Regions from separate parts of the Mus musculus genome. Here region 1 is linked to region 2. Evidence: chromatin loops called from intact Hi-C (ENCODE). Cell type or tissue: gastrocnemius. All regions are shown on one strand. Each heading gives the region's core, and the rest is flanking DNA. Links, peaks and the distances in the headings are about the cores only.

Region 1 (15,526 bases), core at 2,519-10,518, 44 kb before region 2:
TCACCTGGGACTATTAAAGGAAAACAGCTTATATTATATAAAGTAATATACACAGGGTGGTAAATTAAATTTGTTTTGACCTATATAGAGCATGAGCCTGTATAGAGTGGAATTCAACATTTCTTGTCTTTCACAATCATGACCTTTGTGAGTGGTATTAAGTGTCCTCAATCTGTACTCGCTCTTCAAAGTATAATGTCTCTTAAATATAGATTCACTTCCATAAGCATTTTTGAAAAATTAAACGCGCTGTTATCATGGTACTGCTTCGGGGGCGGGGGAGGGGGAGGGGGAGTCTCCTTTTAGAACTTTGCTGGTTGACTTCAGCCAGCTTGGAGCTTGTGGATTGTGACAGTGTAGAACACTTATTATTGAGGTTGTATATAGCTGTGTAACACTAATACTTGGAAGTGTGAACAAACATCCACTCGCCCAAATGTGGACCCAACAACAGAACAAAACACAGATAGCACCAAAGTTCGACTTGCTGGGCCAAGAGTTCCATTAGGGTCACTTGCAGCAATGTGATGGAAGGTTACTTACAGGAGCAGCAGTGACTCGGAGCCAGCTGTATCACCAAAACCCACCCCAGCACGGGTGACAGTTCATGAATGCTAAAAATGACTGTGTGGAATAGTACTTCACACAGTCTATAGGCAGCTAAACAGGGTAGAGAGTGTCCTTTCCAGGTAGCTCAGTTGGTCTGAGAGACTCTTCCTAGTCTTCGAGTCACCCAGGCAGCTCAGCTGTCTCTGTCTCTTCCAGGTGGCTGGGCTGGCTTGAGACTCTTTCAGGCAGCTCAGCTTGTCTAAACAGTCCTCACTGCTGATATAAGCTTAGGGGTGGAGAGCTTAGTAAATCTTATCACTTTCAGAGACTCCCTGACTGAAGCTTTTGACAAAACTTACCTGTTCTACCTTTCTTTAGAGTATCCTGTGTCTTAAGGATCTTACTTCTAGGATGCATGGTTTTATTTTGGAGAAAATTGTTACATAAAATATATATTTGGAGGTATTTCCTGTTTTATATACATATGCATATATGCTATGTACTCACATGCATATATATAATACATTTGCACATATTTGAATAGAGGACATGTGTGTGTATGTGTTTGCCATTGCACATGTATGGACATCAAAGGACAACTTGTGGGGACTGGCACTCATTGTCCACTACATGTGTCAAGAGATCAAATACAAATTGTTAGACATGATGGCAATCACCTTTCCTTTCTGGGCTATCTTGCTGGCAAGTAAGGTATTTAATTTGTTTAAATTAAAAGTATATTAATTCTTTGAGAATTTCACTCAATGTATTTTGATCATATTCCCCCTCTCCCTTAACTCTTCCTAGATACCCCGACCACAACACCCCAGCTTCCTCTTAATTTTTTTTTTAATTTGATATCCTATAGACTCCAATTTGTGCAATTTCTAATGTTTAAAAAAAAAATCAGATCCAGGCCAGGTGTGATAGTCCACACCCTTAAATTCCAACACTCGGGTGGCAGAGGCAGGAAGATATCTTAAGTTTGAGGCTAGCTTGGTTTACAGAGAGAATTCCAGGACACCCAGGGTTATACAGAGAAACCCTGTCTCAAAAAATAACATAAGAGATAGATAGAAATAAATGGATACATAGATGCTACATATACATATATACATACATACATATGTAGATAGATATATATATAGATACTACATACATACATACATATACATACATATGTAGATAGATACATAGATACTTCATACATACATACATACATAGGTAGATACACAGGTAGAAAGAGAAGATGGAAAATCAGTGGGTGTCACAGGAGGAGACTGGTCACAATTAGATACGTTCTCTTGTGGGTTGGAGACTACTGACTACCTTTGGAAAGGCCCTGTTGCTCTGCCATTCTGTGCAGACACTGGGAAATAGTCCCTAAAAACTGAGATGGGATAGGTCTTAAGTTTGGCCAGTTATTTGTTGGTCATTCCCTCAGTCTCTGCTCCACTTTTGTCCCTGCATTTCTTGTAGACAGGAGGACAAATTTTGGGTCGAAAGTTTTGTGGGTGGATTGCTTAGTGAGTATTTTTAAAGGAGCACGGTAGGGCTGGAGAGATGACTCAGCAGTTAAGAGCACTGGCTGCCCTTGAAGAGAACCCAGCTTCAGGTCCAAGCACCCACATGGTGGCTCACAACTGCCTGTAACTCCAATTCCAGAAAATTTGACACCTTCTTCTGGTTTATGCAGGTACCAGGCACATGGCAATGCACAGACTTACATGCAGGCAAAACACTAAACATAAAGTAAATAAATCTAAATTTAAAAACTTATGATGTTTAGCTGGGTGGTGGTGTCTCAGCACTCTGGGAATTCGGGGTCAGCCTGGTCTACAGAGTGAGCTTCAGGACAGCCAGAGCTACATAATAAGACCCTGTTATGAAAATCAACAACAACAAAAAAAAAAGCAAGAAAAAAATTATGATGTTTAAAACTAAATGAATAAAGAGAGAAAAATAAAATGATGCAAGATTGTTTGCTCCTGAAATCCTAGCATTCAGGAGTCTGAGGCAGGAGGATCAAGAGGCTCAAGCTACCCTGGTTTACTTAGAACCCTGTGCAGAAATAAATGCCAGAATAAAATAAAGCCGCGGCTTTCTTTTGCATTTAGGCTTCTGCAGAAAATACTTTGACCTATTAGAAAAGTGCTATAAGAAATTAAAGGCAAGGGGGCTGGAGAGATGGCTCAGTGGTTAAGAGCACTGACTGCTCTTACAGAGGTCCTTAGTTCAAATCCCAGCAACCACATGGTGGCTCACAACCATCTGTAATGAGCTCTGATACCCTCTTCTGGTATGTCTAAAGACAGCTAAGGTGTACTCATATATAATAAATAAATAAATCTTTAGAAAGAAAGAAAGAAAGAAAGAAAGAAAGAAAGAAAGAAAGAAAGAAAGAAAGAAAGAAAGAAAGAAGGAAAAAGAAATTGACTAAGAAAAAACCTGCAAAGGCATATACAATGTTAAAGGCTAATTCTTATGAAGAACTGAGTCAGAAGTGGACTTGAGAGCCAGATTGCTTGGGTTTGTGAGCTCAGCCATATACACCCATTCATACACCCTTGACCAATGAATTCACTTTGTTGGCACACGGGTTTGCTCAAGTGTAAGACGGACACAGTGATAAACACCTTCCTCGTGGGATTGTGATGAGGAGTAAACGAATCTGCAAGCCCACAGAACCTGTGACAAAGCTCAAGCGTGCACATGTTTGTTTAACTGTTCACACACCAGACATTAAACGAGCATCTGATGGGTACTGTAACCTTGTAGGTGCTGTGTATACCTCAGTGGGTAGAACAGATGTATGTAACCCCGACCTGTGAGGAGCAGAGCTCCAATGGGAAGACCTCCGGAAGGAAGAGGCTCAGTTAGCACCAGTTGTTTCTATACAAGTAACGAGAAAAAGATCATAAGGAATGAAGATGCAGCTCCATTGGTAGAGGACTTGCCTGGCATCACAAAGCTCTGGATTCAATCCCTGGTACCACACAAAGCAGGAGTGATGGGCGGATGCTTGAAATTCTAGCACTATGGATGTGACCACAGGAAAATCAGGAGTTGAAGGTCACATTTGCCTACTCGGTGAGTTCAAGGCCATCCTGGGCCATGTGAAACCTTGTCTAAATTTTTTTATAAAAGAAAAGTAAGGGATCATGAAATGTGGGAGAGGAACCACAAGGACTTAAACAACAACAACAACAACAACAACAACTACTACTACTACTACTACTACTACTACTACTACTACTACTACTACTACTACTACTAGGGTTGTGTTACTGAAAAATAACTTGCCTTTGTGTAATCTTCAAAGAGTTTTTGGTGCCTGCTTCTTTGGTCCTTTATTAACTACTTTTCTGTTGTTGTAATAAACAGCCCTGAGCAAAGTAGATTATGGAAGAAATAGTTTTGTTGCTGCTGTTGTCTTCACTTGTGGTTCCAGAGAAAGGAGAGTCTGTCCTGACAGAGAGCCATGGCAGCATGTGGCCAGAGAAAGAAGTTGAGAGCTCACATCCTCAACTCTAAAACTCTAAAACTCTAAATGAAGAGGACATTGGGTGTTTCGGTCAGTGTTCTGTGACTGTGAAGAGACGCTATGACCATGGCATCTCTTATAAAAGAAAGCATTTAATTGGGGCTGGCTTACAGTTTCAGAGTTTTAGTCCATTATCATCATGGCAGGAAACATGATGGGCAGACAGTGGAGCAGCAGCTGACAAGTACACCCTGATCCAAAGGAAGACACTCTGGTCTTGGAATGGGCTTTTTGAAGTCTCAAAGCCCGGCCCCTTGCCCATGCCACCCCACCCCCATTCCAGTGACACACTTCCTCCAACAAGTCCACATCTCCCAATCCTTTCAAATAGTGCCCCTCCCTGATGATCAAATATCCAAATCTATGGGCCTATGGGGGTCCTTCTCATTCAAACTATCACATGGGACTAGACAGCAAATGTTTAATACCCGACACCAGTGAAATACTTCTTCCAGCAAAACCACACCCTCTAAAAGTCTCACAACCAACCTGGGCAACATCACTTCGTTGGACAGTTTTTATATCAATATGACACAAGAAAGAGTTGTTGGGGAACCAGGCATGGTGGCGCACACCTTTAATCCTAGCACTTGGGAGGCAGAGACAGACGGATTTCTGAGTTCGAGGCCAGCCTGGTCTACAAAATGAGTTCCAGGACAGCCGGGGCTACAGAGAAACCCTGTCTCAAAAAAAAAAAAAAAAAAAAAAAAAAAAAGAGTTGTTGGGGAGTAGTCATTGCTGCCTCTGCCTCCTGCCTCTGCCTCCTGCCTCTGCCTCCTGCCTCTGCCTCCTGCCTCTGCCTCCTGCCTCTGCCTCTGCCTCCTGCCTCTGCCTCCTCGGTTGTTGTGGTCGCTGAAACCCGTGGCTCAAAGAGCGGGCTCCCTCCACCATGAAGTGAATGTTTAAGGAGGACCGCTCGCTGGAACACAGATACGTGGAATCCCGCGAAGATTCAGAATGAAGTACATCGACCAGGTTCCGGTGATCGTGGAAAAAGTCTTTGGCTCTCAGATTGTTGACATTGGCAAAAGGAAGTACTTGGTCCCATCCGACATCACTGTGGCTCAGTTCATGTGGATCATCAGAGAAAGAATCCAGCTTCCTTCTGAGGAGGTCATCTTCCTGTTTGTGGACAAGACAGTCCCACAGTCCAGCCTAACTAGAGGACAGCTTTATGAGAAGGAAAAACATGAAGATGGATTCTTGTATGTGGCCTACAGCAGAGAGATCACTTTTGGCTTCAGAGGCTCTTGCTGGGCTAGGGGCGCTCTTCCTGCTTGTGTCTCTTGTAAATAGCTGGCTGTTCTCAGTTACACTGCCAGAGCCTCCACACAGAGCCTCCAGTTTGTAAGTGGATTTATTTCTTAATATATTGGAAGGGTTTGTTTCCTTAGATTAGTAAATCATCATACAGAGTTTTATTTTCAGTTTTCTTTTTGTGCACTACCCTCATGGCTATATGCTCCAGGGAACCTGTCCTCTGGGAATCATATTTAATGAAGATATTTCTGTATTGAAGGGAGGTAGGTGTGGTATTAAAGCGAAAAGGGGGGGCTGATGTATTATTTTGGATTGTGTTAGAAGTATTAGATGGCTAAGTATTAAAAGCACCCAGATTAAATCCTTAGCAATCAGAACACTTGCTTCACTAGATTTTGCCAACTGCAAATCATGTTAGACTGAGCTAATATGTTCTTCTTTCTGAGACTGTTATGATAAATAATTAACAATAAAGCCTCCTCTTTTAAAGGCAAAAAAAAAAAAAAAAAAGAGTTGTGTTGTACAGGAAGGAACTCTGAAGAAATGCCTCCTTATGATCAGGGTTTACACAAGTCTGTAGGACATCTTCTTAATTAATGATTGATGTAAGAGGACCCAGCTCATTTTGGGTGGTACCATGCCCGCGCAGATGGTCCTGGGTGTAAAAGAAAGCAGGCTGAGCACGCCATGGCGAGCAAGCCAATGAGCAGCACCCCTCCACAGCCCATGCATGCATCAGCTCCTGCCTCCGGGTTCCTGCTTTGAGTCCCCGCCCTGCCTTTCTTTGGTGATGGACTGTGATGTGGAACTATAAGCTGAAATAAACCCTTTCCTCCCCCAAGATGCTTGCTTTTTTTTTTCCCATGATGATTCATCAACACAATAGAAATCCTGAGACAGATACCAGCTGGGGACTAAATGTTCAAGTACCTAAGCCAATGGAGAATGTTTCTCAATTCAAACTGCCACAAGGTGCGTCCTGAATCCTCTCAGAGCCTCAGAGTCACTTGTCATCCAAGGTTACTTGATTCATCAAAGCAGTTCCACCTCTGGGTTCTGTTCCTTGGCATCGTTCACTCCATCTTATCCGCTCTGATGAGTTTCAGTTACTTTGGGCTACATCAAGGCCCTTGGCTCTGGTATTGTGTTTTGGTTGTTTTCCTGCTATTTCCTGGATCTGTCAGCCATCCAGCCTTACAAATTGCTTGGCTGAGAGCTGCATCTGTCATTTTCCTTTGAAACTGTGATTCACAGTGTTGCATGCTTTAAACAGAGTCCTCCCAGCCTGGGTGAGCAAGAGGCTTGTTTTAAAAACAAGCTGCAGAGCAGGCTGTCTTCTCAGGGTTTCCTCAAAGCACGCTGAGATGGTCAGACTCGCAGAAGGGGCATGTGAAAAAAATCTCAGGTTTTCTTTCTGTGTTAATTGGAATGCCTTAGATGAGGAACAGCTTGTCACTTTCTGCCACCAGGGTGCCCGTGACAATCCCAGTCAGCTGAAAAAGCAAACTTCTAAATGAGAATGCTGGCCATCATCAAAGTATGATTCGTGTGAAATGTGCTCAATCTAGTAAGAAAAAGCCACAGTCGCTGTATGCCTATATCTTTATTTTTAGGTAGCATTTAGGATGTTCTCTTCCTGTTTAAGTCTCTTATGTGTAAGACGACAGTAGCATAATTATTTGGTACTGTTGACTGTTGGCTTTGTCCTTATTTTACATCATGCTTCTCTGACATATTTTTGTCAATTTAACAAAAGCTGGAGTTACCCAGGAAGGGGAACTCTAACTGGGAAAATGCCTTCATCCAGCGACAAATTTGTAGGGTGATTATGCCTAATCCACTGTGGGTGGTTGCCACTCCTGGGTAGGTGGTCCTTAATTGAGTGATAAAATATACTATAAGAAGTTTCAAGTTTTATCCCAAATAATATTGATGTTGACTGTGTGGTTACTCATTTTGGAAGGGCACCTGAGAAAATGCCCTCACCAGATTGGCCTGTGTGAAAGCCTGTGATGTGCTTTCCTGGTCAGTGATTGATGTGGGTAGATCCATGCCACAGAGGATGGTGCCACCCTTAGCCAGTTGTCCTGAATGGTGAAAGAGAACAGACTGAGCAAGCCACGAGGAGCAAGCCAGGAAGCAGCATTCCTCCATGGCCTCTGCATCAGCTCCTGCCTCCAGGTTCCTCCCCTGCCTAAGATCCTGCCCCAACTTCCTTCAGTGATGGTCTGTGATATATAAGTATAAATGAAGAAAATCCTTTCCTCCCCAAGAGGCTTTTGGTCATGATGTTTTATCCCAGCAATAGAAACTCTAAGACACTGAAGCATGGTTGTTAAATATATTTAATCCTCACTATGAGACAAACATAGTGCCAAGTATTCATATATGTGTGTATGTATGTTTGTATATACACATATTTATATGAACTCATTTAAGCCCCGTGGTGATGTCAGTTACATTGATGTCAGTAAGTCCGGAAGCACTAGAATCCAAATCTTTAATGGACTTTAAAATATCCACGCCTGGGAAAGATGGCTTAGTTGTTAAAGTCCTTGCCATTTGAGACAGGGATAAGAATTTGATCCCCAGCACCCACATCAGAGCTGAGCATGACGTCGTGAATCTGCAGTTCTGGTTCTGCAGAGGTAGATGCAGGAGGATCACTGGACTCACTGGTCAGGTTTAATGAGAGAACTTGTTTAAAAGAATAAGGTGGAGAGCAATTGAAAAGGATTCCAGACACGAGTCCCAGGCTCCATATGAATGCACGTGTAGTGCACCCACAACCACACCCACACTCCAAATTCTGTGAGGACTTAGACCTGCAGTATATGAAGCTCAGATTCTGACCTCAGAGGCAACTAACTCCTCACAAAGCTCTTGGGGAGACAGACAGCAATGAAAATGGGCATAAACAGTCCCAAGAGCTCAGTGATTCTCCCTCTAACCAGAACAATGCAGATTTGTCAGTCTCAGGGTTGGGGTTGGAGCAAAGGCCTAGCCAGCACTTCTGGCTCTGTCTGAGAGAAGACTGGATTGATGTGTCAATGGGCCCCACGGTGCATACTGCCCTGATCCCAGATTTCACATCACTGCATGTGATACACTCTTTATATCTAGTTTCCTTGCCCTGGTTCAAGTTTAGTAGATCTAGTTTGTACTTGATCCCAGAGTCTCAGGAATCCTTATAAGAGACCAAACTAGGATGAAGACATAAGACCTCAGAGGTTTCTACAGTAGAGAGGTGGTAACATTCTAGTAACAATGGCCAGGACTCGGCTCCAGCTCTGGGTAATTACCTATGGCCCATATCTATTACGACCTGAAGTTATTTCTATCGTGTCCCCCAAAATATCCCTCTCCCCTTTTCACCAGTGGAATCCAGGCTTCCTCACCATTGCTAAGGGAGTGCTCTGCCTCTGAGCCACATCCCTCAACCTGTATCCTGTATCTTCACAGCAGAAAGCACCCATGAGGCTTGTTTGAAGAGCTACAAAGGGCCTTCTCCAGGGTGTGGCAGGCCCTGCCTTAAGAGCTTTTACAAGTCCCAAGACGCATCTGACTATTTGTTGGAATCCAGAGCCTCTCGCTGTTGACACAGCACTCCCGTGCAAATATTTGCTACAGAGAAAATATCTTTGATGCCCATGGAACCAATAAGATGAACTGGAGAATTAATGAAAGCATTAAAATAATTTCTCCTAAGAGCTCAGGCAACTCCTGGGTTGGTCTAATCCACAAAATAACTTTAATGACCCTCACCCTCGACTCCTCCTCCCCACCCTGCTCCTCTAATAAAAAAAAAATTTCTGTGTCTTTAGCTCCGAATTAATTTGCTATTTGTCATCTGGTGTTGTCTGACTTAATATATTTCCAAACAGCTTCTAAATCTCCCTTCAGAACTCAGAGTTTAAATATGAGAAAGAAGACAGAGTGACAGAAAAGAGTAGGCAATAAGGAAGACATTTGGACATTTCCTAGCAGTTCCTTTTATTTTTTCTGTTTTGAGATAGGGTCTTAAGTAGCCCAGGCTAGCCTCAAACTCTCTTTGGAGCCTGAGAAGGACCTTGAACTTTTGGTGTTCCTGACTCAATCTTCCAAGTGCATGCCGTATGCACTATCACACACGGTTTTGTGTGGTGTTAGGGATGGAACACAAGGCTTTCTGCATGCTAGGAAAATGCTCCACCAACTGAGCTGAGCCTTAGCCCAGCAGTTCCTTTAACTACTGAGTCATCTCTCCAGCCCTCAGCAGTTACTCCAAACAGGCTGTCTGTAATCGGTTGGCTCCCCCCTGTCTCATCTCCATCCTCCGAAAGCTATTCTTTCTCTCCTTCCATCCTTCAGAATTTAATAAAAGAAGAAGAAACACACTCCTTTATACTCAGGCTCAAAATCAAGTAATCTGAAAATCTTAATGGAATGTGTCGCCAGGAGTTCTGGCATTCATCTCACAATCCTGCTTCCGAGGTTTAGTGTCCCATGCCTCCTTCTAATTTACGGGCTCAGCAAAGCTTTCTCGAGAGTTGGGTTTGACTGGTACTCGACTGTATTCTTTTAGTGCTGTTACTCATTTTTGTTTTGTTTCGTGTCTTTGAGACAGGGTCTCTTGTGTTCCAAGATAGACTGAACTTGCTGTGCAGTTGAGGATGGCCTTGAACTCATCGTCTTGCCACACTGAGATCACAGGCAAATCTTGACTATTTCTTTTTTAGCTTAATTATGAATGGCAAGGAGAAAGTGAAATTATTATCTTTTTTGGCTTAATTATGAATGGCAAGGAGAAAGTGAAATAATAAAATCTATTAACCTGCTAGGTTGAAAAAAAATCCAGTCCATTCTTTTCAAATGTAAAGCTGTTCTTTCCTTCTGATAAAGTGAAGGGTTATAATTAGCAAGACATTTTGTATGACTGTCAAACGGCAAGTGCGTTGCTCCTGTTAAGATGAGTTATTTTAAGGAGCAGAGATAAGTCATCCTCATCTTCTAGTGTAAAAGATGTTATTGCTTTAAACAGGGGCTGAAGGCGCTTTGAAAGTCATTTTTCAATTGTTATATGCAGACTGCTGAAGCCTTAAGGAACAAGGGGGGCGGGGAAATCCATCCGACAAATTTATAACAATTGCAAAATCTAGTTGAGGATCCTTTAGAAAACTTGACTCTGAAAAGGAAGAGAATGGGACCCACAGAGGGAAGTGAACTAAGTGAACAATGGGGCTGTGCCGTGACTGGAATGACATAGCCTTGGACATCCAAGAGGTGAAGTTTTGATTCTCAAGAAAAATTATGAGTTCATAGTGAGAAAGAACCTTCATCAAGTTTAAATTCATTCTCCTTGGATGGTTCAGTTGTCCAGTGCTGTGAACAGACATCATGACCAAGGCAACTCTTATAAGGACAACATTTAATTGGGACTGGCTTACAGGGTCAGAAGTTCAGTCCATTATCATCAAGGCAGGAGCATGGCAGTGTGCAGGCAGACATGGTACTGGAAGAGCTGAAAGTTCTACATCTTATTCCGAAGGCTAACTGGAGAAGTTTGGCCCTCATGTGCCTAGGAGTGGGGTCTCAAAGCTCACCCCCACAGTGACACACTTCCTCTAACAAGGCCACACTTCCTAACAGTACCACTCCCTATGGGCCAAACATAATTCAAACCCACCATATCCAGAATCCTGACTATTGTGTTCAGCTCAGAGTCACAAGGTCTGTGATTCTGTGATAGTCAGGAACTAAATGAAAACAGATGAGGTGTAAGCCCTGTCCTGACAGGACCTAAAGTGTCTGCCTAACCAAAAAAAAAAAAAAAACCAACAAAACAAAACAAAACAAACAAACAAACAAAAAAAACCCACATAGGGAAAAGTTTCCTGAGCTCTGGAGAAAAGGAGAGAAGTTTGTATGTTGATAAAGCGCCTCTTGGTGGGCTGGAGAGATGGCTCAGAGGTTAAGAGCACTGGCTGCTCTTCCAGAGGTCCTGTGTTCAATTCCCAACACAACCATCTGTAATGAGATCCGATGCCCTCTTCTGGTGTGTCTGAAGACATTACAGTGTACCCATATGCTTAAATAAAATCTTAAAGAAAGAAAGAAAGAGAGAAAGGAAGAAAGAGCTTCCTGGTGGGGGTGGGGCATTTGAAACTGCAAGGGGATACAAGGAAATGTTAAAAACAATAGTTGTAAAGAAAAAATGAAATGAATGACCTTTGAAAGTAAGGGGTGGGATTGCAAACCATTTTGAGTGACGTAACTCAGACCCGGAAAGGCAAATACTTCATGTTCTCTCTCTCTCTCTCTCTCTCTCTCTCTCTCTCTTACAACAATGATAGCTTTGAATCTTTAACAGGTATCTTTAAGTTGGAGTACCCAAAGAAGACAGGAAACCAGAAATGGGCTGTGGAAGTGGATTTCAGAGGTTGGAATGTGGGTGATTAGAAGAAGAGGAAAACAGGGTTAATGGAACAGAAAGGGTTAGAGATGGCTAACATCAAAAACCTTTGAAAATGTCATATGGAAACTTAACTACGGTAGAGGCTTCCTACTATATATATTAGTATAAAAGGAGTGTTATTGGTGTTACTGTATAATAAAGGGATACTACCTCTCTCCCAAATACCATTGGCTATCAAATAAAAAGCCCAGTGCCAGGTATAGGTGACTTCTTTTTGAATTGTTGGTCAACAGGACCCCAGGTACCCACTTCCAAACACTACAGGACTTTGTGATTGCTCTTAGCTACCCTCCAGATTATAAGACTCTATTTCTGCCAGGTGTGGTGGTATACACATTTAGCCCTAGCACTGAGGAAGCAAAGGTAGGCAGATCTCTGAGTTCAAAGCCAACCTGCTCCAAGCAAGCTAGGGTCACATAGTGAGACCCTGTTTCCAAAACAAAATCAGCTAATAACTACTAACAACAAAAGGCCCTGTTGTTGAAAATATCACATATCTGAGTTACAGGATGTGGAGAAATTAGTACTGGTTTAGATGGTGATCTGGAGGCTTCAATCCCATGGATTACCTTCCATGGGCCTTGAAGGTTCCATGCACAGGACTAGGAGAGAAAACCACCAGTGTTACCCAGAAGTGAATCATTGAGCTACAATAACCACTTGCCTAGGAAGATATAGCTATGAGAAAAATAATGGCCTATTTATTATGGGAGTAACCAACCGCTCTCTGAGTGCACTTAAAGCCTACTTTATATGATTGGCCCCATACCCAGTGCTCATACTTAGAAAGCTGAAGCAGAGGGATCCAGAGTGGGAAACCAATCTGGACTGGAGAGCAAGAATCTCAGGACAAACAAAGGCAGCACTTGGCAGGGGCGAGGCAGGAAGATGAGGAGTTCAAGGCCCTCCTCAGCTACATAGGAGCTTGGGGTTTATGAAACCCTGCTGTTCAAAAGAAAATTAAAAAACAAAAGCACTTTTAATCTCAGCACTCAGGACAGAGGCAGATAGATTTCAGCAAGTCAGTGTGGTCTACATAGCAAGTTCCAGACTAGCCAGGAGTTAAGCACAGAGTGAAAACCTGTCTAAAAGAATTAACAATTGGGACTGTTGAGATGGCTCAGCGGTTAAGAGCACTGACTGCTCTTTCGGAGGTCACGAGTTCAAATCCCAGCAGCCACATGGTGGCTCACAAACACCTGAGCGAGCAGGGGCCGGAGCAAGACAGAGAAGGGAAAGGGAAAAAAAAAAAAGCAATCAAATAAAAGTTACCAAGTGATAGACTGGCAGTGGAAGAGGTACCTGGTGACCTTGTCCCCACAGTGACTCAACAGAAGTCACGTGGGCATTGTGAATAGTTGATTTTCTATGTTTTTGTTACCCTTAGGATGCATGTTTACCATAAGCAGCAACAACACTTCAACAATAAAGTGTGCCAGACTGCAGAGCACACTGAGAAAAACCAAAGGCATGCTGCTGAGTTTGCATTTTTCCCGGTTTCCGGTTTTTTGTTTTTTTTTTTTGTTTTTTTTTTGTTTTTCGAGACAGGGTTTCTTTGTGTAGCCCTAGCTGTCCTGGAACTCACTTTGTAGACCAGGCTGGCCTCGAACTCAGAAATCTGCCTGCCTCTGCCTCCTGAGTGCTGGGATTAAAGGTGTGTGCCACCACACCCGGCTGGTTTCCGGTTCTTAAGGACCATACTTGCTTCAGGTCAGTGTGGTTGTAGTTCTTATATTTCTTGGGGAAACATTAGAAAAATGAGTGGGGTTTGGTTTGGGTCAGAGCATGTCACTCAGTGTGGAAATTTAGAATCTCCTGTTTCTCTTTCAGTAAGGTGGTGAGGGTAGAAAGAACATGTAATCAGTCTTGGGATTTGTGCAATTGTTATCTACACCGTGATCTCGGGGTAGTTGGGACAGCCCAGTGTATGCTGTCTCTGACTTTATCATCTAAAAACAAACAATTTCCTCATCCAAAAAGAAACAACCAAACAAAGAAACAATAACAAAGTCTTAGGGGGGGGAAATCACAATATACAATATGCAATACCCAGGAAACAGACTTGACAGAGGTTGTGCGCTTGTTGAAAGAGAACAGACGCTTCTCTTGCTGAGGGAGATAAAAGGAAGCATTGAGTGGTACTCCCATAGGAGACACCTTAGATCCCTCTGAAAAGATCTTCGATGCTCAATCAAGTGCCACCTGGTGCCCAGGCCTCGGGGACAGTCACTTGGACTTGACACAAACCCCACTGAATGCAGCAGATGGCCTGATTAATTTAGCTATTTAGGTAAATCACTCCCCCACACGAGATGATAATAATTTACTCTTATAAAATAGGTTAATGTAATAAGATGTGCTTTTATTTCTTGTTTTTCCTCTAAATATAGGTAAATATTTTTCTAAGTATGTGTATTGCTTGGTTTTTCCCCCTGTATTGGAAGGCATACATTATTAAACTCATAACCCTCAAATTAATGTTGCTCCTCTTTTTTTGTTTGTTTGTGTTTAAAGGACACTCTTTGTTCATATATAAGTCAGAGTTTCTGAAGTAGCCCCATGGCTTTAAGTGTGTCACTTAACCCTAATGTTTGACCTTTGACCCTCACTCTACGCCTTTTTTCCTTATTATACTTACACTCTAAGGCCTCTGCGCATGCTCTCTAGGGCCTCTGCGCATGTTCTATTTCCTAGTGTGCTCTTCCACAAGATATTAGACCCGTCTGCAACTCCTCGTGAGGATGTCCCTCAGAAGTGTTGGACCCGAGTAGTTAAAGCTGCCATCCCCTCCACTGCTTGAGTCTCATCCAAGTTCTTCCTAAATCTTTGGCTTGCTGAATCATCCTGCCGCAATAGCACTCAGCCCATCGTGAATCCTCAACACATGTTCACTAAACAAAGGAATTACTGAAAGAATCTGCGGGTAATGAGTCTAGGAAACAGACTTCCCAAGTTAATGTCACGGCCATTCTGCAAAGACTAATGGGTGAGGTGACAGGAACAAATGTGGGTCAAAGAGGCAGACACAGAAACAGAATAAGTCAGCTGTGGTGATATTTGCCTGAAATCTCAGAGCTGGGGAAGCTAAGGCAGAAGGACATGGATTCCAGGCCAGTCTGGGACACATACTGAGACTTTGTCACAAAGAACAAACCAAATAAACAAAAACACCTAGAAACAACACCAAACCAAGCCCCACATAACCTAAAGATAGGAATAAAGAGGTCATTTCAACAAAGATCAATGTGAGGCTCAGGTTAGAAAAATCTAGAATTTTCCAAAAGGTGTACATGATTGTTATTGTTGGTTGTCAACTTGACTACATCTGGAACTAAAACCCATGTGGCTGGATACACCTATAAGGGATTTTTTTTTTAAGATTTAGTTATTTTATGTATATAAGTACACTGCAGCTGTACAGATGGTTGTGAGCCATCACGTGGTTGCTGAGAATTGAACTTGGGACCTCTGCTCACTCTGGCCCCACTTGCTCCGGCCCAAAGATTTATTTGTTGTTATATGTAAGTACAATGTAGCTGTCTTCAGGCACACCAGAAGAGGGTGTCAGATCTCATTATGGATGGTTGTGAGCCATCATGTGGTTGCTGGGATTTGAACTCAGGACCTCAGGAAGAGCAGTCAGTGCTCTTAACCCTTGAGACATTTCTCCAGGCCGGGTTTTTTTCTTAATTAAATCACTTGAAGTGGAAAGACCAACT
Region 2 (15,526 bases), core at 3,609-11,608:
CACCATGTGCTTGCTAGGAATTGAACCCAGAACCTCTGGAAGAGCAGTCAGTGCTCTTGATCACTGAGCCATCTCTCCAGCCTCATACCTTTATTTCTTTACTAAACAAACTAATACTGAAATCTCTTGGCCTAAAGCCCAAAATCTCAGTTTGGTCTGAGTCAGGACCCCTAACGCTCCGGGGAAGTCCTCAGGCTGTCAAAGACGACCACATGAAGCTATGCCTGTGCTCCTAGAAATTTACTCATCTTATTCATGAGTTTCCCTGTCATCATTTGGCTGGTCCACCTTGTTAAACATGGCTTCTGTGTTCCTTTACTTCTTCTTTTCTGAACAGAGACCCACTAATGTCTGAGTGCCACCAACACCAGAAATAGATATTTTCTAGACTCATCTATATTCTGCTCCTGGGTCATAATGTCACAGCACATGGCTTACCTAGGAAACAGCAAGCATCATAAAACCTGATTTCCCATACCTCCTAAGCCAGTCTCTTACCTCCTAGAAAGCTACCTGAGACACAATGGGGAAAAAAAAAAACTACTTCCCCTCAGCTGTATAGCCAGAGAGAGAGACAGAGACAAAGACAGAGACAGACAGACAGAGAGACAGACACAGACAGAGGAGATGGTATCTATGAGACAAATTGCATCTTTTGATCTTTAACCTTACTCTAAGCCTTTTCACATTTCAGAGATGGAAGTATATACTTTTTACCTTTTTTTTTTTTTTTCTAAACTGGGTATACTTAATGTCATATAATTGTGTCATGGGTGTCTATGATAATTATTTTTATATGGTTTTGGTTGTTTTCATCTGTGGCTATGTCAAAACTTTTTTTTTCTGTCTACGAAGCTAATTTTTTATTAGGTATTTTCTTCATTTACATTTCCAATGCTATCCCAAAAGTCCTCCATTACCCCCCCCCCACTCCCACTTCTTGGCCCTGGCATTTCCCTGTACTGAAGCATCTAAAGTTTGCAAGACCAATGGGCCTCTCTTTCCAATGATGGCCAACTAGGTCATCTTCTGATACATATGCAGCTAGAGACACGAGCTCTGGGGGGTACTGGTTAGTTCATATTGTTGTTCCACCTATAGGGTTGCAGACCCCTTTAGCTCCTTGTGTACTTTCTCTAGCTCCTCCACTGGGGGCCCTGTGATCCATCCAATAGATGACTGTGAACATCCACTTCTGTGTTTGCTAGACCCTGGTGTAGCCTCACAGAGACAGCTATATCTGGGTCCTTTCAGCAAAATCTTGCTAGTGTATGCAATGGTGTCAGCGTTTGGAGGTTGATTATGGGATGGATCCCAGGTATGGCAGTCTCTAGATGGTCCATCCTTTCGTCTCCAAACTTTGTCTCTGTAACTCCTTCCATGGGTGTTTTGTTCCCAATTCTAAGAAAGGGGGAAGTTTTCACACTTTGGTCTTCATTCTTCTTGAGTTTCATGTGTTTTGCAAATTGTATCTTGTATCCTGGGTATTCTAAGTTTCTGGGCTAATATCCACTTATCGGTGAGTACATATCATGTGAGTTTTTTGTGATTGGGCTACCTCACTCAGGATGATGCCCTCCAGGTCCACCCATTTGCCTAGGAATTTCATAAATTCATTCTTTTTAATAGCTGAGTAGTACTCCATTGTATAAATGTACCACATTTTCTGTATCCATTCCTCTGTTGAGGGGCATCTGGATTCTTTTCAGCTTCTGGCTATTATAAATAAGGCTGCTATGAACATAGTGGAGCATGTGTCCTTCTTACCGGTTGGAACATCTTCTGGATTTATGCCCAGGACAAAACTTTTTTTAAACAAGCTGGGCCATACTAGTTCTCTCTTCTTAAAAATTCATTATTGTGCTGGGCAGTGGTGGCACACGCCTTTAATCCCAGTACTTGGGAGGCAGAGGCAGGCAGATTTCTGAGTTCAAGGCCAGCCTGGTCTACAGAGTGAGTTCCAGGATAGCCAGGGCTATACAGAGAAACCCTATCTTAAAAACTTAAACAAACAAACAAACAAAAAAGAGCCAGAAGAACAGGAAAGTTTGCTGTGAGATTGTTTGTGTCTCCTAGCAATGTCAGAAGCTACGACTATAAAGTCTCACCAACATGATTGCTGTTATCCTTGGAAACATACATACAAATAACATTATACAACAGAGGGGGTGATATTTATGGATATATATGTATATACATATATGTTATATAATGATAATTAATTTTAAAAGATCATGAATTTGAAAAAGAGCATGAGTCTTCAAGGGAAAAATGGAAAGGTATAATAATGCAATTATAATCTCCAAAATAAGAGGGAAAACAACTTAAAACAACAAAAACTTTGTTTTATCCTTTCACTAAATGGACATTTTTATTGGTTATTTTATTTATTTACATTTCAAATGTTATTCCCCCTTCCCAGTTTCCCCTCCACAAACTCTCTATCCCCTCCCACCTACTAAATGGACTTTTAAAACCTGCGGTTACATTTTAATTTTATAGGATTTTCTTATTAGTCATAGCGTTGTGGATAGCTAGTCAATGCTTTAGTCATTTAAAATAATCTGTTTAGGGAATTATGCCTATTTAGATTATTCCTACTAAATTATTTAGTAATTATAAAACTCATTTACATAATAATTATAAAGCTCATTTTGATGGACAAATATTTAAATCTGTTCATAAAATTTGATCTATTTAAATAAAAAGCAATATATAGCATTGTAAAGAACTTTTAACTAACTACAACTAAAATTCAAAATTAGCCACAGAGTCTTCTTCAAAGTATTAAGGAAAAAAAAGTAAATGATTTTATTAAGTAAAAGAAAAAAGAGTCGTGTGGCGGTGGCACATGCCTTTAATTCCAGCACTCCGGAGGCAGAGGCATGTGAATTTGTGAATTCGAGGCCAGCCTGGTCTACAAAGTGAGTTCCAGGACAGCCAGGGCTATACAGAGAAACCCTGTCTCAAAACAAAACAAAACAAAACAAAACAAAACAAGGAAGAAAAACACATCACAAAGTCTCCATTTAGGTTAAAAAGATCAGGGCAGCATCCAGGTGCTTTTGACTCACTCCTAGGAGGACACGGACGGGCTTGTCATCTAAGGGGCTCGTCATCTAAGATTACGTTCATGAAGATTTTGACAGTGCTGGATGATGCTCATCTCCAGCAGGCATGCAACTGAAGAGTTCTCTCACATTGTATTCCTTAAATATGTTTGTAATTAGATCCACTTAGTATGTTTCTAAGTGATACAATAATACTAATCTTGGTCTTAATGAGGTTACAAATGAAGGTATTGGTGTGTATACCAAGTGAAGGCATGTGTATACACATACATACATATACATATATATGGCCTTTATATGTTATGTGTATATAATACATATATTACATGCATATATGTATACTCTGCTTATCTAAATTATTACAAAAGATATCAATCTCTAGTAACAACATTCATGATGTTCTATGCCTTAAGTACTGGTTTCTTTTTTTCATTAATTAGTTTACTTTGAATCTCCGTTACAGATTCCCCTCCCTCCTCTTCCCAGTCCCTCTCTCTTACCTTCCTCCTTCCCTTTCTCCTCAGAGAAGGGGAGGCCTCCCATGGATATCAACTCCCCTTAGCATATCAAGTTGCAGTAGGACTAGATGCATCTTCTTCTATTGAGACTAGACAGGGCAGCCCAGTTAAGAAAAAGGGATCCAAAGCCAGACAGCAGAGTAAGAGACAGACCTGGTTCCTGCTGCAAAGAGTCTAACATGAAGATGAAGCTGTACATCTGTTACATATGTGTAGGGGCCTAGGTCTGTCTCATGCATGCTCTCTAATTGGTAGTTCCATCACAGTGAACCCCTCTGGGCCCAGGTTAGTTGATTCTGTAAGTTTTCTTGTAGTGTCCTTGGCCTCTCTGGCTCCTTCGATCCTTCCCCCGACTCTTCCACAAGATTCCCCAAGTTCTGCCTAATATTTGGCTGTGGGTCTCTGCATCTGTTTCCATCAACTGCTGGGTGAAGCCTCTCTCAGATGATAGTTATTCTAGCCAGCCACCTGTGTGCAAGTATAGCAGAATATTATGAATAGTGTCAGTGGTGGGCTCTCTTGTATGGCATGGGTCTCAAAGTCATTGATTGGCCATTCCCCTCACTTTCTGTTTCAACTTTATCTTTGTACATCTTGTAGGCAGGAAAAGTTGTAGGTCAATGGTTATGTGTCTGGGTTGGTGTCCCCCTTCCTCCATTGGAAGCCTTGCCTGGTTACAGGAGGTGGCCGTTTCATGTTCCATATCCCCCCATTGCTAGGAGTCTTAGCTAGGGTCATCCTCCTAGATAGTACTGATGTTTCTTAATTTAATTAGTATGCAATCTGTCCTGTAGCATAATTAGTTGAGATATAAAATTAATTAAACAATATGCTTCTTGGTATTTAAAAAAGACAAAACTACAGGGAGTTACTCCTGCAAGCCATTTCTAACTATTTCTAACTATTTAAATACAAGCAAAGCAATTGGGGTTATTTCAATTTATTTGTCCAAGACTTTTTTTTAAATCCTTGTTAACGCTAGGTGACCTTGCAACCAATTTCCATGTAGAACAAGGAGAGCACCTCACCCGGTTTCCCAGCAACAGATTAGTGCAGAGTGGGCAACACCATGATAAGAACAAACAGACACTGACACTCATGGAGAGCTACTGCGGATATTCCAGCTTCTCTATGCCAGTATCAGCACCAGGTCAGAATGCCCCCCATTAGTGCAAACAAAGACATTAACACATTTGAAAGGTTTGCTGTTTTTGTTACAGCTTCTCTCTGGCTATAACCGTTTGCTGGTCAGCTTTCTAGGTGTGCCTACTGAGGTAGACCTTTCTAAGCTGCTCTGTTGGTGGTGCAGTAAGAGACTTAATAAGAGGCTTGCCTTGGGTTATCTTTTCTTGCCTCGGTTAACTTGTAACAAAGCAGCGGTAGAGACAGGAGGTAAGAGTGAGTACAGAGGCACCAGAGTCAGAATGCCATCAGAAGCCATGCCATCGTGGAAGTCATGGAGTGGCCACATCCATGATTGATGGTGAGTGCCCTTCTGGGCACTGCACAGGCCAGGATGCAAAGACAGCAAGGCAGCTGGTTTCACAGACACCTCCAAGATGCTGGCTACAAGCTCAAGCAACCAACAGCAACAGTAACAATAAATAGCTCATTTTTGAAAGCTAACAGATGTGTTGCTGTCATAACAACCAGGGTTGCCTTAGGGTTTCTACTACTGCAACAAAACACCATGACCAAAAAGCAAGTTGGGGAGAAGGGGGTTTATTCGGCTTACACTTCCACATGACTGTTCTTCACCAAAGGAAGTCAGAATAGGAACTCAAGCAGGGCAAGAATCTGGAAGCAGGAGCTGGTGCAGAGGCCATGGAGGGATGCTGCTTACTGGCTTGCTTCCCATGGCCTGTTCAGCCTGCTTTCTTATAGAACCTAGAACCACCAGGCCAGGGATGGTACCACCCACCATGAGCTGTGCCCTCCTCCATTGATCACTAATTAAGAAAATGCCTTACATCTGGATCTCACATAGGCATTTCCTCAACAAAGGCTCCTTCTTCTCTGATGACTCCATCTTGTGTCAAGTTGACACACAAAACCGTCCAGTACAACAGCCTATAAAAGCAGCAGGAAGGGCTGGTGAGATGGCTCAGTGGGTAAGAGCACCAGACTGCTCTTCCGAAGGTCCTGAGTTCAAATCCCAGCAACCACATGTTGGCTCACAACCATCCATAACAAGATCTGACTCCCTCTTCTGGTGTGTCTGAAGACAGCTACAGTGTACTTACATATAATAATAAATAAATCTTTAAAAAAAAAAAAGCAGCAGGAAAAGGAGAAGTATTTAACATGGCCACACCGACAAGAACAAAGAGATTCAGTGACTCGTAAGTCTCTTAGCTAGGTCTCAAGATGAGAGTTCAGGGTAAATAGAGGGTAACAGGTGTGTTCAGCTAAGGAGTCCCAGCCATGGTGTTATCTCATTCATCACCCACTGACCCATCATTTATGGCTCCAGTCTCTCTTACAAAGCAGTCTGACAAGTTGTGAGAACTGTGTGAGACCATTCAAGAGACACAGTCCCCTCAGTCTGGCACCAGGCTCTAGCCTTTTCCTTCAGCTAGCAGGCAATTCCTGAGGAAATTCCAATTCACCAGGGTTCACTGGCTCCGTGGTCAACAGAGAATATGTCTTCACAGTTTCTTCATTTCTACAAACTTAGTTAGAACAATGTTAGAAGTGCTGAGACAGTGGTCTTGGGTGTTTCCTGGGATCAAAGGGACATGCAGAAAGAGTAATAGAAGGGCTGGAGAGATGAGCACTGGCTTCTCTTCCAGAGGTCCTGAGTTCAATTCCCAGCAACCACGTGTTGGCTCACAACCATCTGTAATGGGATCTGATGCCCTCTTCTGGTGTGTTTGAAGAGAGTGACAGTGTACTCACATATATAAAAGTAAGTAATAGGATAGAATAAGAATAAGAATAAGAAGAAGAAGAAGAAGAAGAGGAGGAGGAGGAGGAGGAGGAGGAGGAGGAGGAGGAGGAGGAGGAGAAAAAAAGAATAATAGAAAATGAATGCTCTCTGAGTGAGATAGGCTTAGCAGGTGTGGGAGCAGCTACATCAAGTGAGAGACCCTGAGGTCTATAAGCGCATCTCTCTTTAAGAGGATCATTTTTCCTGCCATTCTCCTATTACATATCCAGGTATATCATGTTGCCTTTAACTCTCTGGCTCCCAGCTGTTCTCTGCAGGTCACTGCACTGGATTTTTTTCCTTATCACAGGAGGTCTTTGACCTTCTCTGGGCAAGTGAATCTCCTGCTGTCTTCATCTAAGGCGCCATCAACCACTGGCCAGGCTGTTTCTAAAGAGAGTCAGAGGATGTCCCTATATTTTTATTTCTGCCTCAGTGGGTCTTCAGACTGGGGAGGCTCCCACAATCTGTATCAGAAAGGAACTCACCAGCTGCAGACCACGCTCTCTGTACCAAAGGATGCTGACACGGATGCTCATTACATCCTGCTGGTGTCTTGGCAGCAGACTACAAATCTACCTTTTTATTTCCTCCTCATTTAGCATCACGCATTTTTGCCTTATAAAATTACAAGATGTCATTAAAAGTATCAGAACGGGTGACAGAAGGGACAGGGTGAATTATTCATATGGCCCAATACATACATCCCTCCCCCCAGAGTAATCCTGTAACTTGGGTGCTCAAAACATATTTCATGTTCTCACCCCTTTGCTATTTCCGGTGCTTGAGCTAGGCCTCTCCATTTCTTTGTGGCCAGTTTTCATGCCCCCCATCCTGTGCTCCTAGACAAATCATCCATGAGCTGTCACGTGTGAGCATTTCTGGATCTAGCCAATAAGAGAATCAAAAGACAGGGAAAAACAGTGTGACATTTACCAAGGGGAAAATACCAAACACGGCAAACAGGATTAGATGGTGAAAAGAGGGTTTAACTGGGGCTAAGAACACACACACACACAAAGCAGGCACAAAAACAGAAAGACCCTCTGCAAAAGGGAGGACGGCTCAGGAGCCCCAAGATCCTATCTCTTCTCCGGGGCTGTATCTTTGTTGGTGGTGGTTTGTTGTTGTTGTTGTTTTGAAGTCTTTCAAAGATCTTCTCTTAAATGGGGGCAAGTGAGTTTGAACAAAGGAGGGCTGATTGGCCTTCAGCGTGGTGTAAAACAACTCCTGATTCTGCTGTGGACACCTCTGGTTGGTCCATGAGCAGGTGGGCCCCACTGGTGGGAGAAAAGCCTGCCAGACCTTTGTTTTAAGCTGCCAGACACCAGTCTCAGTGGGGAAAAGGCAGCCATCTTGGAAGCTTGCCATCTTTATTACCTAGTCATGACCCCTCTCTCTGTCTGCCTGCCTACAGGGAATCTCTAACTCTGCTTCCCTCTCCACTCCCCATCTGGAGAGCAGCCACAGTCACTGGGACTAATGCTTTTAGCTTAGAGACTGGAGTACCCTTGGTGACTTGTGCCTCCTCAGGACTTGAGTATAGTTTTGTTAGCAATAGGACTGTCTTAGTTAGGTTCACTGATGCTGTGATGAAACACCATGACCAAAAGCTACTTGGGGAGAAAGGGTTTATTTCACTTACAGTTCCATATAACAGTTCTTCATCAAAAGGAATGGGGGCAGGAACTCAAGCAGGGCAGGAACCTGGAGGCAGGAGCTGATACAGAGACCATGGAGAGATGCTGCTTACTGGTTTATATTGCTCCACATGGCTTACTTTCTTGTAGAACCCAGAACCAGTAGCCCAGGGGTGACCCCACCCACAATGGGCTGGACCCTCCCACATATATCATTAGTTAAGGAAATTCCCCACAGGTTTGCCTACAGCCTGATCTTATAGAGGCATTTTCTCAATTGAGGCTCCCTCCTCTCTGATGGTGTCAAATTGACACAAAACCAGACAGCACAAGGACAGTGCTCAGTGAGCAATGTCCTAAGGTTAGGCCTAGCATAGAGTGCAGAAATTGAAGTCATGCACCTTGCTTCTCTCCTGACCCTCATTGCTCCTCTTTATTTATTTATTTTAAAGATTTATTTATTATTATATCTAAGTACACTGTAGCTGTCTTCAGATGCACCAGAAGAGGGCATCAGATCTCATTACAGATGGTTGTGAGCCACCATGTGGTTGTTGGGATTTGAACTCAGGACCTTCGGAAGAGCAGTTGGGGCTCTTAACCACTGAGCCATCTCTCCAGCCCCTCATTGCTTCTCTTTAAAAGACATTAACAGTCATGTGATGGATAACAACATATGTCCTGCCAGGCAGGGTTGAAGAGTGGAAACGTCAAGGCAGAGAGAGCAGGGAAGGAAGCAAACATAATGCCTAGAGCTGTGGTCCCTGCTGTCACTGAACTCACCAGGACACTGAATTTCCCACTGTTCCACACAACAAACCTCAGTCTCTGTATCCATCTTCCTTCTGTTATTGTACATGTGTCTGTCTTTTCCAAAGAATTTTTTTTTCCTGGAAGTATCTCAGGTTTTTTTTTATTTCTTCTCACAATTTCTGAAAATATTATATTATAATAGCCTGTTAGAAAATAAAATATCTAGGAATAAAGGTAAGCAAGCAGGAACTTTATGGTAGGAAGAGAACTTTATGGTAGGAAGAGATGAGAAGACACTAGAAAGTGAAAAGACAACTGTTGTGTTCATAAAAAGATAAAGAGGGGGGATATGTTCTATGGAGGTATAGTGAGGTATGGGAAAAGGGGGTGCCTCTGCTGGCTGAGGCATCCCTTCCTCCTGAGGGACCAGCCACACGATGGTATAGTATAGAATAGAGTTTATTCAGGACATGGGGAGGGGAGTCAACAGGGTAATAGAGGCAGGAGTCAACAGGGAAAGAGGCAGGGAAAGGCAGAGAGAGAAAGGGAGAGGGAGAAGAAGTAGAGGAGTAGAGGCTGGCCATAATCATGTGGAGAGAGGTGGGGAGGGAATGGGGAGAGAAGGGGGAAGCGAAGCAGGGAGAGAGCAAGAGAAGAGCAAGAGAGGAGGAGGGGGTAAGCAGCCCCTTTTATAGTGGGTCAGGCCTACCTGGCTGTTACCAGGTAACTGTGGGGTGGAGCTTAGACAGAATGCTAACAACAACCCAAGCCCATGAGTTGGTAGAACTAATATTATGAAGTTGACCAGTCCACCAAAAGCTATTTGCAACTCCAATGCAACCGCAATCAAAATCCCCATCACTGGCTAGTTTTGTGTCAACTTGACACAGCTGGAGTTATCACAGAGAAAGGCGCTTCAGTTGAGGAAATGCCTCCATGAGATCCAACTGTAAGGCATTTTCTCAATTAGTGATCGAGGGGGAAAGGCCACTTGTGGGTGGGACCATCTCTGGGCTGGTAGTCTTGGGTTCTATAAGAGAGCAGGACGAGCAAGCCAGGGGGAGCAAGCCAGTAAAGAACCTCCCTCCATGGCCTCTGCATCAGCTCCTGCTTCCTGACCTGTTTGAGTTCCAGTCCTGACTTCCTTTGGTGATGAACAGCAATGTGGAAGTGTAAGCCGAATAAACCCTTTCCTCCCCAACTTGCTTCTTGGTCATGATGTTTGTGCAGGAATAGAAATCCTGACTAAGACACACACACACACAAGAAGCCCCAACAATCTCCATGCAAATGAGCTATCCTCATAAACCTCAGCCAATTAAATTTAACACTAAGAAGAACCCCTTCCCCCTCTCCAAAGTTCATATATATAGTTCCCATAATTCACCGGGAACAAAGTTTGTGCGCACACGCTGTTTTGAATACTTTCTAAGAAAGCTTTATCAGTAAATGTCCTCTAAAAGAGCTGCAACACTGAAATCTTCGGAGGAGAGCTCCCCTGGGCATTCACTGGTGGACCGGGATCCTGCAGACCGGTCTTTTCCTGCCCAGTGTGCATCGGGCCTGGACATCCCAAGGGAAGAAGCAGAAAATAGCGCCACACTCAGCTATGCTCATTCCCGATCGAGTCACTGGTTGGTTTCGGACCCCAGGACAAGGGACTGAGAGATTCATAGTTTACATATCAAAACAGACCTGACCCCCAGGTTCTCTCAGCATCCCTTGGTCCCTATCTGGCACACCCTGCCCCCAACCTTGAACTTTAGCTGCCCTTCCCCCAGAGGCTCTTCCCTATATAATCCAGATACCTCGGGGTCTGTTGGTCTGTCGCTCTCACTCTTCTCCTCCCCGTCCCTGCCCCCTCTCCCCATGGCTACTTCCCTGGCCTCCTTCCTTGGGGACAGTGAACCTGCCCAAGAGTGGCTTCCCAATAAACCTGCCTTTAATATACTCTAACCTGACTGGAATTGGCTCATTTCACTGGTGGAGAAGTAACCTATCAGTCACAATAGCTAAGAAACGGAAACAACTTCAAAGTCCTTCGGTTGACAATAGACTTTGCAAAATACCACTGACTGAGCTGTAAAGACAAATGCAGTCATGAACTTTGCAAGCAAATGGATGGAACTAGAAAAACAAACAAACAAACAAACAAACAAATTGAGTGAGGAAACCCTGATTCAGAAAACCAAGCATTGGATGTTCGCTCTCACCTGAGATTCCAGCTCCAAGTCTACAGATGTGAGTATATACCCTGGAGTACCTGCAGAAACAAGAAAATGAAGAGAACCATGGCAGAGAGCAGTTAGAGGGGACTGAGAGGGTACACGTGATTTAAAGAGGGGGATGGGAAGCATAGATGTCCAATTAAGGAGGGGTGAGGGAGACAAATACAGAAGAGGGGAGGGTTCAATAATGTAAGGGAAAGTTATAAGGACTCATACTCTCAGCTCTCTGCCTAAAACAAACAAACAAAACCCTACAATGCACATAAGTCCTTATATGGATATGGGTGGTTGTTGTTGTTATTGTTTGGATTTTCGAGACAGGGTTTCTCTGTGTAGCCCTGGCTGTCCCGGAACTCACTCTGTAGACCAGGCTGGCCTCAAACTCAGAAATCTGCCTGCCTCTGCCTCCCAAGTGCTGGGATTAAAGGCGTGCGCCACCACTGCCCAGCTATGTATATGGTTTAAATGAAATTTCCTCATCTGTGCCTACAACACCCTTTCTGAGAGCCAAAGACTATCTAGCAAAAACCCCACACCAGGCGTGGGAAGGCCTCATTGGAGTTGTCCAAGAGACTCCCCCAAACAGTAAAGCCTATTTCTATTGTCCTTGGTTGCTCCCCAGTGGTAGAGTGTAAGTCCCTATTGCTGTAGACACCAGGCACTTCAGAGGCAGGGGACTAACTTCCATGGTATCAGAAGTTTCCAAGAGGGGCTGGCTCAGCGGTTAAGAGCACTTACTGCTCTTTCAGAGGTCCTGAGTTCAGTTCCCAGCAACCACATGGTGGCTCACAACCATCTGTAATGGGATCTGATGCCCTCTGCTGGTGTGTCTGAAGACAGCAACAGTGATAGTGTACTCACATACATGAATAAATAAATCTAAAAAAAAAAAAAGTTACCAAGATTCCAAAGGAGAGAAGCAACCAATATTCCTACCCAGCTACGGTGCTAATGAACCATGGTGACCTGCATGGTATGGTAACTCTAAGGGTGTAGAAATGGCATAAAAGGTGCAGTAGTGGCACGCACACCTCGATAGCAACCAACAGCTCTCTAGTTGGACTTAAGACCTCCCCTCAACAAGAGAGAAACTCTACCTGCTGCTGGACACTAGCAAACTACTCAGTGCAAGTGAGTAATGGATCTTGGAGGAGAACCTATGACTACTTTACTAAACCAACACTCTGCCCCCGGCTGACAGGATGACACTCTCACCCATGTTCTTTCACTGTGTGCCTTAATTCCGATCCCTCCTTTTTTCTCTTATGATTTTCATTAAATTATACTAATTTATTAATATATGTAATTATTAAAAAGCATACCCTAATTTATCAATGTGTTTAATTATTTTAAAATATTTATTTATTTTATTATTTTATGTGTATGCGTGCTTTGTGTTTTATGTGCATGTATGTCTGTGCATCTCATGTGTGCCTGGTGCCCTTGGAGGTCAGAAGAGGGTGCCAGATCCCCTGAGAATAGTGTTACAAACAGTTGTGTGTTGCCATCGGGGTGCAGGGAATCAAATCCTGATCCTCTGGAAGAGCAGCTAGTGCTCCTAACACAGCCACCTCTCCAGCCCTCTTTACAAATTTTTGATTTTTCCACACTTCTCTTTTTCTTTTCTTTTCTTTTTTTTAAGATTTATTTATTCTTATACATAAGTACACTGTAGCTTTTTTCAGACACACCAGAAGAGGGCATCAGATCTTATTACAGATGGTTGTGAGCCACCATGCGGTTGCTGGGATTTGGACCCAGGATCTTCGGAAGAGCTTACCTGCTGAGCCATCTCGCCAGCCCCTCTTGTTTGCTGTTGATTTTAGTGCTCTATTTTTCTGGTGCTGAAATTTACTATTGTTACTGTTCCTTGCCACCCTCCTTCTAAGCATCCAGCTCAATACTTTTAGGAGCTACACCCTCTGCTGGTTGGAAAAAAAAAATCTGATCTTACTGAGTTTACAAGTGTAACCTGCTGGGCTGGAGAGATAGCTCAGCAGTTAAGAGCACTGATTGTTCTTCCAGAGGTCCTGAGTTCAATTCCCAGCAACCACATGGTGGCTCACAACCACCTTTAATGGGATCTGATGCCTTCTTCTGGTGTGTCTGAAGACAGTGATAGTATACTCATATATATAAAATAAATAATAGTGATAGTGTACTCATTTATATAAAATAAATAAATAAATCGTTAAAAAAAAAAGTGTAACCTGCAAAAAATCTTGGCAAAGCCACTATGGAGGAGAACAAACTTCATCCAAGCATTGGCTACACACACATATCTCCAATCTGGGAAAGTGATTTTTGTGCCACACCTTATTTACAGCCAGCAGCTGGACAAGAGCAACATCCTAGGAGGATAGGCCGAGGGATCAAGCTGAGTGTGGGTAGCCCAGGCCTGGCTGACTGGCTGGTGTTGCGAGACACAGCTGAGCAGACTTCACAGCTGTCTAGGAAGACCTAGGCTTCCTGCGGTTCTGGGTCCTCTTTCTCTCAGCATGCTGTCTGCCCCATTCCTCAGCATGCTTTATCCGGGTTCGCAGAGTGAGTAGTCCACAGGTACAGGAACGTCAACCCTGGACACCCTGGTAAGGAGCAGTAGAGGGACCCCCAGTGGTACTGCTGTTCCCTTCCTCTGCTGGGTCCCAGCTGTGATCTCTCATGGAGCGGCCACAGCTCAGACTAGTTGGCACTTCTGGCTGCCTGCCCGCTCCTCTTGCCCTGTCAGTCAGCATCATGGAAATCTCTTTTAGTAGATTTTCCTGAGCAAAAACCTTTTGCAGAGACAAACGGAGTGCTTGGCGGGGGAAGAATGAATACAGGAGACAGGGGTAAATTAATATTTAATAACCTTTGTCTATTAACAAAATAACATTTTAAGAAACCTGACAGATAAAGACACTGTGATAAATATGGCTCTAACGCCGCTCGCTATCAGTGGTGCCCCGTACAGGCTCAACTCGGAACTGCTGTCTACAGACCCGTGATTTTGATAGAGATGATTTCAGTATAGACGGTATGAAGCAGAGTTGGAGGTCGCTGAGAAACTCGCTGGGAGCATGGCTGAGGGTCTCAAAGAGACTCAGCACCTTAGCATTAGCCACATAGGCCACTTTTGTAATTCTCAACTTATATCTTTAAGGCTTGACTAAAATTTTCTCGAAAAGGAGCGTGTCGTTGACGAGTCCGGCGACTTCTCGGGCTGCTGGAGACAGGCCACCGCAGGCTTACCTGGTTCGGTCGCCTGCGAAGCCAGTACCACTACGAGACCAAAGCATCGTGGAGCCTCTGCTGCTGCCCCTATTCTTGTTGCTTGCCCTGTGCTGGGAGGAGAGCGGCCACAGCGCTGTGCCCGCGGACTGCAAGCCTGTTGGCTATGCCTGGGTTGACAGTGCCAAGGGCTGAGTGGTGTACAGCAAGCAGCCTAGAGCTCTCTCTCGGAGGTCCTGCCCCTGACACTCTGCCCAACTGCACGATCACCCTGACTCTGAACAACGAGATAATCAAGATGAAGTATGTTCATTTTCTGGACTAAGTCTCTTTGAAAGACTTTCGTGGTCAGTGCTGCTGCCAAAGGCAAGACCGAATTCTGAGATCCGCGCTGATGCCTCAGGCTATGTTGATGTCGATGGTCTGTACCTCAGACTCTTGTTGTTCATGATCCAGCCTGCTATCAGAAACCATGTTGAAGTTTGTGATTCCAGCTGCTGCCGGCTGCTATAACACTGTAAGTACACTGTAGCTATCTTCAGTAACCCCAGAAGAGGGCATCAGATCTCATTACAGTTAGTTGTGAACCACCATGTGATTGCTGGGACTTGAACTCAGGTCCTTTGGAAGAGCAGTCAGTGCTCTTAATCACTGAGCCATATCGCCAGCCCTACTTATTTTTTATGTTTATGAATACACTGTGGCTGTGAGCCTTCATGTGGTTATGGGGAATTGAATTTAGGACCTCTGCTCACTCCGGTCAACCCCGCTCGCTCAGTCCCTGCTCACTTATTTATTACTATATTAAATATAATATAATTATATATTATTATTATTATAAATAAGTACACTGTAGCTGTCTTCAGAGCACCAGAAAAGGGCATCAGACTCCATTGAGATGGTTGTGAGCCACCATGTGGTTGCTGGAATTTGAACTCAGGACCTTTGGAAGAGCAGTCAGTGCTCTTACCCAACTGAGCTATCTTGCCAGCCTGTTAACTTAAAACAACTTCTCCACATGAAAATCAAATGGTCTAGAGCGCACTTCATGTCAGAGCCATGCCTAGGAAGGACAGAGTCCTGTGTATGGGTATGCTTTAAATACGGGACCACATGGCACTAGTGTATACACACACACAGAGAATTAAAATAAAATTGAAAATACATAGTCGTTTGT

Evidence for each region. Hi-C counts contacts between places; a loop is a spot of excess contacts. Peaks named below come from ENCODE experiments on the same cell type or tissue, not always from the same donor. Only the 100,000 strongest peaks of a DNase experiment are listed, where the experiment ranks them.
Region 1: it touches region 2 in a loop (2.0-fold over the local background); 2 of 42 quality-filtered maps call a loop at or near these places.

What each region holds. Positions count from the first base shown.
Region 1 is chr8:127,030,157-127,045,682 of GRCm38, reverse strand. It overlaps the pseudogene Gm5358. Among named protein-coding and RNA genes, the nearest start is that of Pard3, 26 kb to the left of the region's middle. In gastrocnemius, for the core only: no CTCF peak of the experiment used is centred there; DNase peaks (open chromatin) are centred at 6,080 and 6,521.
Region 2 is chr8:126,987,098-127,002,623 of GRCm38, reverse strand. No RefSeq gene overlaps it. Among named protein-coding and RNA genes, the nearest start is that of Gm29688, 15 kb to the right of the region's middle. In gastrocnemius, for the core only: no CTCF peak of the experiment used is centred there; a DNase peak (open chromatin) is centred at 7,854.